Linked DNA regions of Mus musculus: region 2 is linked to region 1. The links are chromatin loops, found by intact Hi-C in ENCODE. Cell type or tissue: left cerebral cortex. All regions are shown on one strand.

What was found. Hi-C counts contacts between places; a loop is a spot of excess contacts. Peaks named below come from ENCODE experiments on the same cell type or tissue, not always from the same donor. Only the 100,000 strongest peaks of a DNase experiment are listed, where the experiment ranks them.
Region 2: a loop joins it to region 1, with 4 times the contacts of the local background. A loop is called at or near these places in 11 of 42 quality-filtered maps.

The regions. Positions count from the first base shown.
Region 1 is chr19:57,326,805-57,330,804 of GRCm38, forward strand. The region is part of intron 1 of B230217O12Rik (RIKEN cDNA B230217O12 gene); the gene reads right to left. Gm50270 (a long non-coding RNA gene) reads left to right here. Exons shown (of 3, transcript XR_003952853.1): 2 at 1,351-1,498; 3 at 3,409-4,000. Among named protein-coding and RNA genes, the nearest start is that of Gm50270, 5.2 kb to the left of the region's middle. In left cerebral cortex, CTCF peaks have their summits at 2,281 (motif pointing left) and 3,657 (motif pointing right); DNase peaks (open chromatin) are centred at 1,106 and 2,250.
Region 2 is chr19:57,136,293-57,140,292 of GRCm38, forward strand. All of the region lies in intron 4 of Ablim1 (actin-binding LIM protein 1), which reads right to left. Among named protein-coding and RNA genes, the nearest start is that of Ablim1, 78 kb to the right of the region's middle. In left cerebral cortex, CTCF peaks have their summits at 154 (motif pointing left) and 1,877 (motif pointing right); DNase peaks (open chromatin) are centred at 154, 2,815 and 3,110; H3K27ac peaks cover 1,230 bases.

The DNA of each region.
Region 1 (4,000 bases):
AAATTCATATTCATGGTTTGATATTAAAGGTCTGCAGCTGAGTGATGAAGGAGTCTGAATAGAGGGAGGGGTCACAAGAGAGGGTAATGGGGGAGGGGTCACAAGAGAGGGTAATGGGGGAGGGGTCACAAGAGAGGGCAATGGGGAAGGGGTCACAAGAGAGGGTAATGGGGGAGGGGTCACAAGAGAGGGTAATGGGGGAGGGGTCACAAGAGAGGGTATGGAGAAAGAAACACCTATCTGAATGTGGTACTCCTGATAATGTTTTCATTTAAATACGTGGGAATTAGTAAGACTGTTCTTGAAGCTAGCTAATGTTTGAAAGGGAGGAGAGAGACCCAGAACTGAGTCCAGGAGAATGCTAATAAAAAACAAAGTCTGAGACAAGAGAAACTGGGATGGGAGAGAAGCTGTGAAGACAAGATGGCAGCCACCATCTCTCCAAGTGCAGGCAAACAGTTAACAAGTGGCTCTTAGGAAGAGAGACTCCTGTTTGAAGCATCAGCTGATTTCCGTGGCATAAACACCCTCCCCTCACCTGATTCCAGGCTACTGAGCCTATTGAACCTGGACTTGGAAAGAGGTGTGCACAATTAGCTGTCAGTCCTCATCGGTACAGGGTTCAGGACAATGCAGTTGCAGAGAGGAGCAGGAGATGCAGACAGGGAGATTGAATCTGGCATCCTGCACATTGCTGGAGACAGCAGCAAGGGTCAGTTCTGAATTATGGAACAGCCAAATTGTCCAATAAATACTTGAAGATGTTCAGCCAGGCGTGGCAGTGCACACCTTTAACCTCAGCACTCAGGAGGCAGAATAGGGCAGATCTCTGGGTTCAAGGCCAGCCTGGTTTACAGAATGAGTTTCAGGACAACACAGAGAAACCCTGTCTTGGAAAGGAGGAGAAAGAGAAGTGGAGGAGAAATGTTCATTTTTAACTGTCAAGAAAATGCAACTTAAAACTGTATTGAGATTTCATCTCACCTCAGTCAGCAGAAAAGCAAATGCCAACAAACTGTGGCAAGGATGTGGGGAGGGAGTGGGAGTGGCCTTTATTTATGCTGAAGGGAATATAGACTGACTGGTACAGCATGGTTTCTCAAAGGTGTGGGGGTTTCTCAGCAAACTAAAAGTAGCCTAGTTGGCAGAGCAGGGAGATACTTGTGTGTGGGTGTTGATTGCTGAATTATTCACAACAGCTAAGGAAGGAACCAGCCTAGATGCCTATCAACAGATGGTGGGCAAAAATAAATAAATAAATAAATAAATAAATAAATAAGTGGCATTTATACACAGTAGAGTGTTTATTCAGCTGTGATGACAGATGAAGTGTGTGATTTTTTTTTCCAGAAAAATGGATGGAACTGAAGACCATCATGTTAAGAGAAATAAGCCAGACTTGGAAAAGCAGACGTCTCAACTTTCCACATAAGAAGAATCGTGTGTGTGCTTGGAGGTGCTGACTATAGAAGAGAGGCCAAAGTGAATGGAGGAAAAGGTGGGAAGAGAGGATTATGGGGAAAGACAAAATGTTGCAATGTTTTCTTATTGTTGAGTCTACATCAGTATCTATAGCTATGACATAGAAGAGGAAGGGTAACTGTTCTGGGGGAGAGCTGGCCAGTGAGGGAAGGCAGGAAGGGACAGAAGAGAAGGGTAGGTAAACACAAACAAATTACAATTATGTGCGTGCGTGCGTGCGCACACGCTACGTAAAACAATAATATGAAAAGAATAGAACCTGGAGGAGGAAGAAGAGTCAAAACTGAGAAAACCACAAATACCTACAGCTCAGTGAGATTATGAGTCCCATTTCGATGAGCATCATGGGAGTGGAAGGTCAAGGTCTGGCATGGGACTTGCCTCTCTGTGAGGTTCCTGCACCATAGAGATATAAAGCTCAAAAGATATCGCAACGTAGAATCACAGGTGGGTTTTCCACTTGCAGTCTTCTGTCGACCCCTATTTTTAAGTTAAAAGCCTATTACTTTAAAATCACAAATAACTGAATTGCTTTGTGTACCTTCGGAATAACTGTAAAGTATGGCAAAGTATAACGGAACCATTATCTAGCAGAATGTGGCGGCTCACGCCGGTAATTCCAACGCTCAAGACACAAAGGAAGGGGAAATGACTCAACTTTGAGAGCTGGCTGTTCGACACAGCGAGTTTCAAATCAGTAGGGCTAAGTAGAGAGACCCTGCCTCATAGAATACCGAAACAAAGAAAACCTTATTTTCGGGAATCAACACAGGTTTCACGCTGCCAAATAGCGCCACCTAGTGTAACATCTGCACCTCAAATAAATATTTTGACTTGTGTTGCATTTTACAGCTTATGAATCAGCACACATTAAAATAACTGTGAACCTAAACACCTAAAGGTGCTACCTTGTAAACTCATATTCATAGATTCTAATTCTTCATTGGTTCACAGCACTGGATATGGGCTGGGACTGAGCCCGGTGTTTGGAACAGTAAGGCACACTCTGTTAGGACTACTCATGATAAGGAATCAGATGATGGTGACGTTAGTTTTTGATAAAAATCTGAAAGCTATCCTACTGAGACTCAAAGTTAACTATACTTTAAAAAGTAAGTAAGAAAAATTATATTTATTCTTCTTTGGAATCCAGTGATGGGTGGATGAGTTGCTTAGATTTCATCTGTTAGGGGTGTTTCGGTCTTTAGCTTTGTACAAAGATAGGGTTCTGTGATAATAATAAGCATGATAATTTTAATGCTGGGTGTACCCGTGCATCACACTGATCCCAGCACTTGGGAGACAGAGGCAGGACTTTTCCGTGGGTTCAAATTCCAGGTCAGCAATATATAGTGATACCCTGCCTCGAAGAAAGGAAGGAAGAATGGAGGGAAGGAGGGAGGGAGAGAGGGAGGGACGGAGGAAGAGAGGGTGGGAGAGAGAGAGGAAAGGAGGGGTAGGAAATAGGGAGGAAGGAAGGAGAGACGGAAGGAGGAAGGGAGGGAGGAAGGAGAAAAGGATAAAAGACTCTTTAATGGGAGGTAGGTGTGGATGCAATATACAATCAGGATCCTGTTTCTGCCATTCTGTACTATTTATGTGTAAACATGATAAGATTAGGCATGTATTTTGAACTCTAGCATGAAGTCATTTATAATAACAGTTTTGAGTGCCTGTAAAATCTCACACTGGCCGGGCATAGTGTCGCACACCTTTAATCCCAGCACTCGGGAGGCAGAGGCAGGCGGATTTCTGAGTTCGAGGCCAGCCTGGTCTACAAAGTGAGTTCCAGGACAGCCAGGGCTACACAGAGAAACCCTGCCTCAAAACCAAAAAAAAACAAAAAAACAAAAACAAACAAACAAAAAAAAAAAACAAAACCCCCCACACTGATAGGAACAACTTTTCTCTCCTTTTGTATGTCAGGGGAAAGTGCAAGCTATGAGCCTCCCAGATTTGGGGGAAATGCAGTGGTCAGCACATCGGGATACCGTGATGAGCCTCGCCTGAGAACACCAACTTCATGACCACGGCCGCTCCCTCGCCGGGTGACCATCTATCTGCACACGGATTTCTCCTCTACGTTAAGTAGGATCACAGGTGTTTGGTTTTAGGGGGTTCTTTAAATTTATTTTTGTTTTACGTGTCCGGGCATTTGCCTGCACGATCTATACCACTTACCTGATACCTCTGGAGGCCAGAAGAGGGTGTCAGATCCCTTGAAACTAGAGTCACAGGCAGCAGTGAGCAATCAGGTGGATATTGGGAATCAAACCCAGGTCCTCTGGACGAGCAGCCAGTGCTCTTAACCACTGAGCCATCTCTGTCACCCCTGGAGTCATGTTGTTGTTCAGTCACATTTATTTATTTATTTATTTATTTATTTACTTACTTATTTATTTATCGTGTGCACATGTGCATGTGTCTGTGTGTGGGGATGTCACAGGGCATGTGTGGAGGTCAGACGACAGACAACCTGCATCTGTAAGAATCTTTTTTCTCCTTCCACTATGTGGGT
Region 2 (4,000 bases), 190 kb before region 1:
AAACGCCACCAGCCGGCAGTGGCCACTGCGCCCTAACAAACAAGGCTAACAGAAAAGAGCAGCATCCAGGCAAGGCCACTCAGCGGCCATGTTTAGACTAAGACAGACACAGTGTCCCACGTACAAAGTGACAGGACAGCCCCCTCTTCTGGCCACATTTGTAACTGTCTCTTTGGAAAGGGCACTTCTAGACCAGCTTCTCTTCTCGTACCAGACCTGAGTCACCAACCTGTCCCGCTGGAGTGACCCAGCACAAACCTCAACCTTGAACACACTCTGAAAATCCATCCAGAGATGGCTGTGGCTCCTCTCTGCCTCAGCATCTTAACATAGCCTGTTTCTTTTGTTCTTGGGCATCTTGGTCAGCAGCTGTTAACTTGGCTTTAGACCCAACAACTCATGCCCAAAATTTTACTGTAGAAATACATTTGCAACAACCCCCCCCCCCCACCGTGTGTGTGTGCGTTCTAACTAAATGTACTTTAAAAAGAACACTGGTGTTCTCCTCCCAGAATAGAATGTTTCTGGAGAAACCCAGAAGAAACCCTTAAGAAACCGGCCCCCTGTGGAGGAGGGCTTTATCTGTCTCTTCACATGATCCAGTTGTTTGATTTTTTTTTAAAACCACTAGAATGTGAAAAATCAAAAATATGTATCCAAAGAGTTAAAAATATAAGTTCTGAGTAGTAGGGTGAGAATGTCCTTATTTAGAGATTTTTGTTTTACTTCTGTGCATGTGAGTACCTAGCTGAGTTTATGTGTACCATGTATGTACAGGTACATGTGGGGCCCATGGTATCCCCTGGACCTGGAGTTCCTCATACAGGTACTGAGAACCAAACCTGAGTCCTTTGCAAGATCCTTATGTGGTTCTAATCCTGAGCCATCTCGCTAGCCACTGGATAAGAATTTGTATGGGCCATTCTAAGCTGTGAGAAAAGACAGTCCTAAAGTTAATAATAGATGTTTTCTCAAATGCCCGATATGTCATCATAAATATTTAAATCTTACGTGTGGCAATGTTCTATGGAAAGCCACAGCACGCCCTTTAAATCACAGTCTTCAAATGGAAAGGCCACAGTACGGAGGGAGGGTAAGGCTAATGGGCAGTTTTAAAAAGCAGTCGGGGCTGTGGAGATGTCTTGATCAGCATGCCTGCCATGCTAGCATTGGGTCAGAACAACCCTTACAAAAGGCCAGTGTGGGAAGTGTCCATCTATAACCCTGGCTAGGGGGACAGGGAAAGAGACAGACAGACAGACAGATCCCAGGGACTTGCTGGCCAGCCAGTCCATCCAATTGGTAAGCTCCTGGCTCTGCTAGAGATCTGGTCTCAAAACTGTATTTGAGAGCTATAGAGGAAGACACCCAACATTGACCTCTGTGTACACACACACACACATATACAAACTCACACACGTGCACACATATATGTACATCCACACCTACCGCACTCTATAGCGGTCCATCTTAAAAAGGAATATACTCTAAGTTCTAAGTTCACAGGAAAATCGAGAGTGCAGAGATTTCCCACTTCCCACATGCTCAGCCTCCGCCACTCTTGATATCGACCACCGGAGCCTTGCTGACACCCACAGCTGATTAGTGTTTGGAAGGTTTAAAGTGGCGTCAGGGATTATAGTATCACGCTGAATAGCAGGAGAACTTCAGCACTCTGAGTTGAACACACTGAGTTCTACCTACTCAGCCCTCCTTCCCCCAAACCCTGGAAAACTCTGATTTTTTTTTTCCTCTTAAGTCCTTTCCTCAAAAAAAAAAAAAAAAAAAAAAAAAAAAAAAAAAAAAAAAAAAAAAGGAACTTTAATTCAAGTTGAACTGAAAATTTCCATTGTTTCTAATAATTACCACTAGGTGGCAGCAATGGTTTGAAGAAAGACAAATAAGGATTTTTGTTTTGTTTGTTTTGTTTTGTTTTGTTTTGTTTTTCTTTTTGGTTGTTGTTGCAAAATAAATTTCAAAGATGGAGATGGCTGGACTTAGGGAGGCTGTCAGAGTTGCCTGTGGTTCACTGCAGGAAGCCCATCATGTGTGAGCTACTGACAATAATGCCACCTGCTATGATGCATCCCAAGGTTGTGCACAACACAAGACCTGGTAGAGGTGAGCTACCCAATGGCCTCTCTCCTTCCTTGGTTAGGGAGCAGAGCTAAGACTAAACCCTGGGCTTCTTCATCTCAGCTCGAGCTTGCTCTCTCCTGGCCCCTGATGCCCACGCGTCACAGAGCCGGGAAAGAAGTTACTACACAGCCTGGGGGTGGGGGATGGGGAGGGAACATTTTGATCCCCTGCCGGGGGCTGTGCAGACATGTAGCCGGCCATGTAGCCTTCAGTTCTTTGAGTCTGGGGACTCTCTCACAGGTGATGTCTAAAACACTGGGACCCAGCATGCCCTGCCCAGTGTGCCTCCCCTAAAACATAGCAGGTGACCCAGGTGCCTGAGCCCAGCCAGTGAGCAAGAATGAGTGGGAAGCTCAAGAGGCCTTCAGTCTCTTAGGTAAGATACTATCACCCCACACCAGCTGGCTTGAGTATTCTGGTACACTCTACAGCAAAAACCCCTGTTCTCTGGACAAAGCCATAGCCTGACATCAGGCAGTGGAGCTGGACAAGGGGCAGTGAGAGAGAGGTTCCTACTGGTCGCTCCCTTCCCTCTGCTCAGGCCAACGAGGCTCTTCCATGAAGGACAGCATCTCCTACTTGCCAGCTTCGTGTCTTCTCAGTGGTTGAGAAAATTGTTTCCACATCTCTGAAGCAGCTGCTGGTAAATATAGAAAGTTGGTGCGTGGTAGCTGGGATGATTCTCCAAGTCAGAAATAGGGGACTATGGAGTGGCACCGGGGATGTAAGGTCTGCTGGTAACTCGCCAAAGGAAAAACAATGACCAGGCAGAACACAACCCCGAGGCCCAGCCCTGGACAGGTGAGCCTCAGGGCCTCTCTCCTGACACCACGAGTGGGGACACTAAGTGGGGATCTGGCTGTTCACAGACAAGTTAAATTGAGGCCCAAGCCCACACCTGGCTCCGTTTTTATACCATTTTCTTCAAAGGCAGTAACAGCCTTTAACAGTGGGAACCCTGCCTGCTTGCCTTCAATCTTTTTGGCAAAGGACCCCAAACACCTGCACTTCAGAAGGATTTAAGTTGATGAAGGAGACATATGGCTCTCGGGAAGGATGTGTGGGTCTGCTGAGATGTTTCTCTGGAAAAGGAGGATGAGTGCATGAAGCCATAATGGGAGAAGCACGGGCAACCAAGTTACTACCCATCCCCATGGTTCCGGCATCCCCATGGTTCCGGCATCCCCACCGTCCCAGCATCCCCACCGTCCCAGCATCCCCACGGTCCCAGCATCCCCATGGTTCCGGCATCCCCACGGTTCCAGACCTGCTACTTTATAGACACCTAGAGTATTTTTCATACACCAAATAGTATTTTTCATAAACAAAATTATCAAGTAAATTTATGGCCAGATAGAAGTTGCTATTATTGGAAAATTAAGATTTAGGAGACCCTACCAAGTATACTATTAATAGACTGTTTATAGAAGTACATCATCCTTGGCAGGAACTCAAGGTAAGGGGTTTCAGGGGCGGGGGGGAATACAAAATTTAAGTTCCAAGGCTTGGCTAACATGAGGTTTTAAGTTTTTAATAGAGTGAACTGTTCAACAGAGCTCAGACTTGCCAGCCTTCTCTCTCTCTCTCTCTCTCTCTCTGTGTGTGTGTGTGTGTGTGTGTGTGAGTGTGTGTGTGTGTGTGTGAGTGTGTGTCGGGGGAGGGGGGAGACGGAGACAGACAGACAGACAGGATATTATGTTAGGGTCAGGTGCTTTTGGATTACGATCTTTAACACTTAGCCAGAGAACAGCCACTGGGGGTGCTAAGTGACTGCCCGCTGTGTATGGGATAGCCAGCTCCCATTAGTTATGGTGCCTCCTAAGCCCTAGTGTCAAGTCACCTGCTCTCATCATTGTAACCA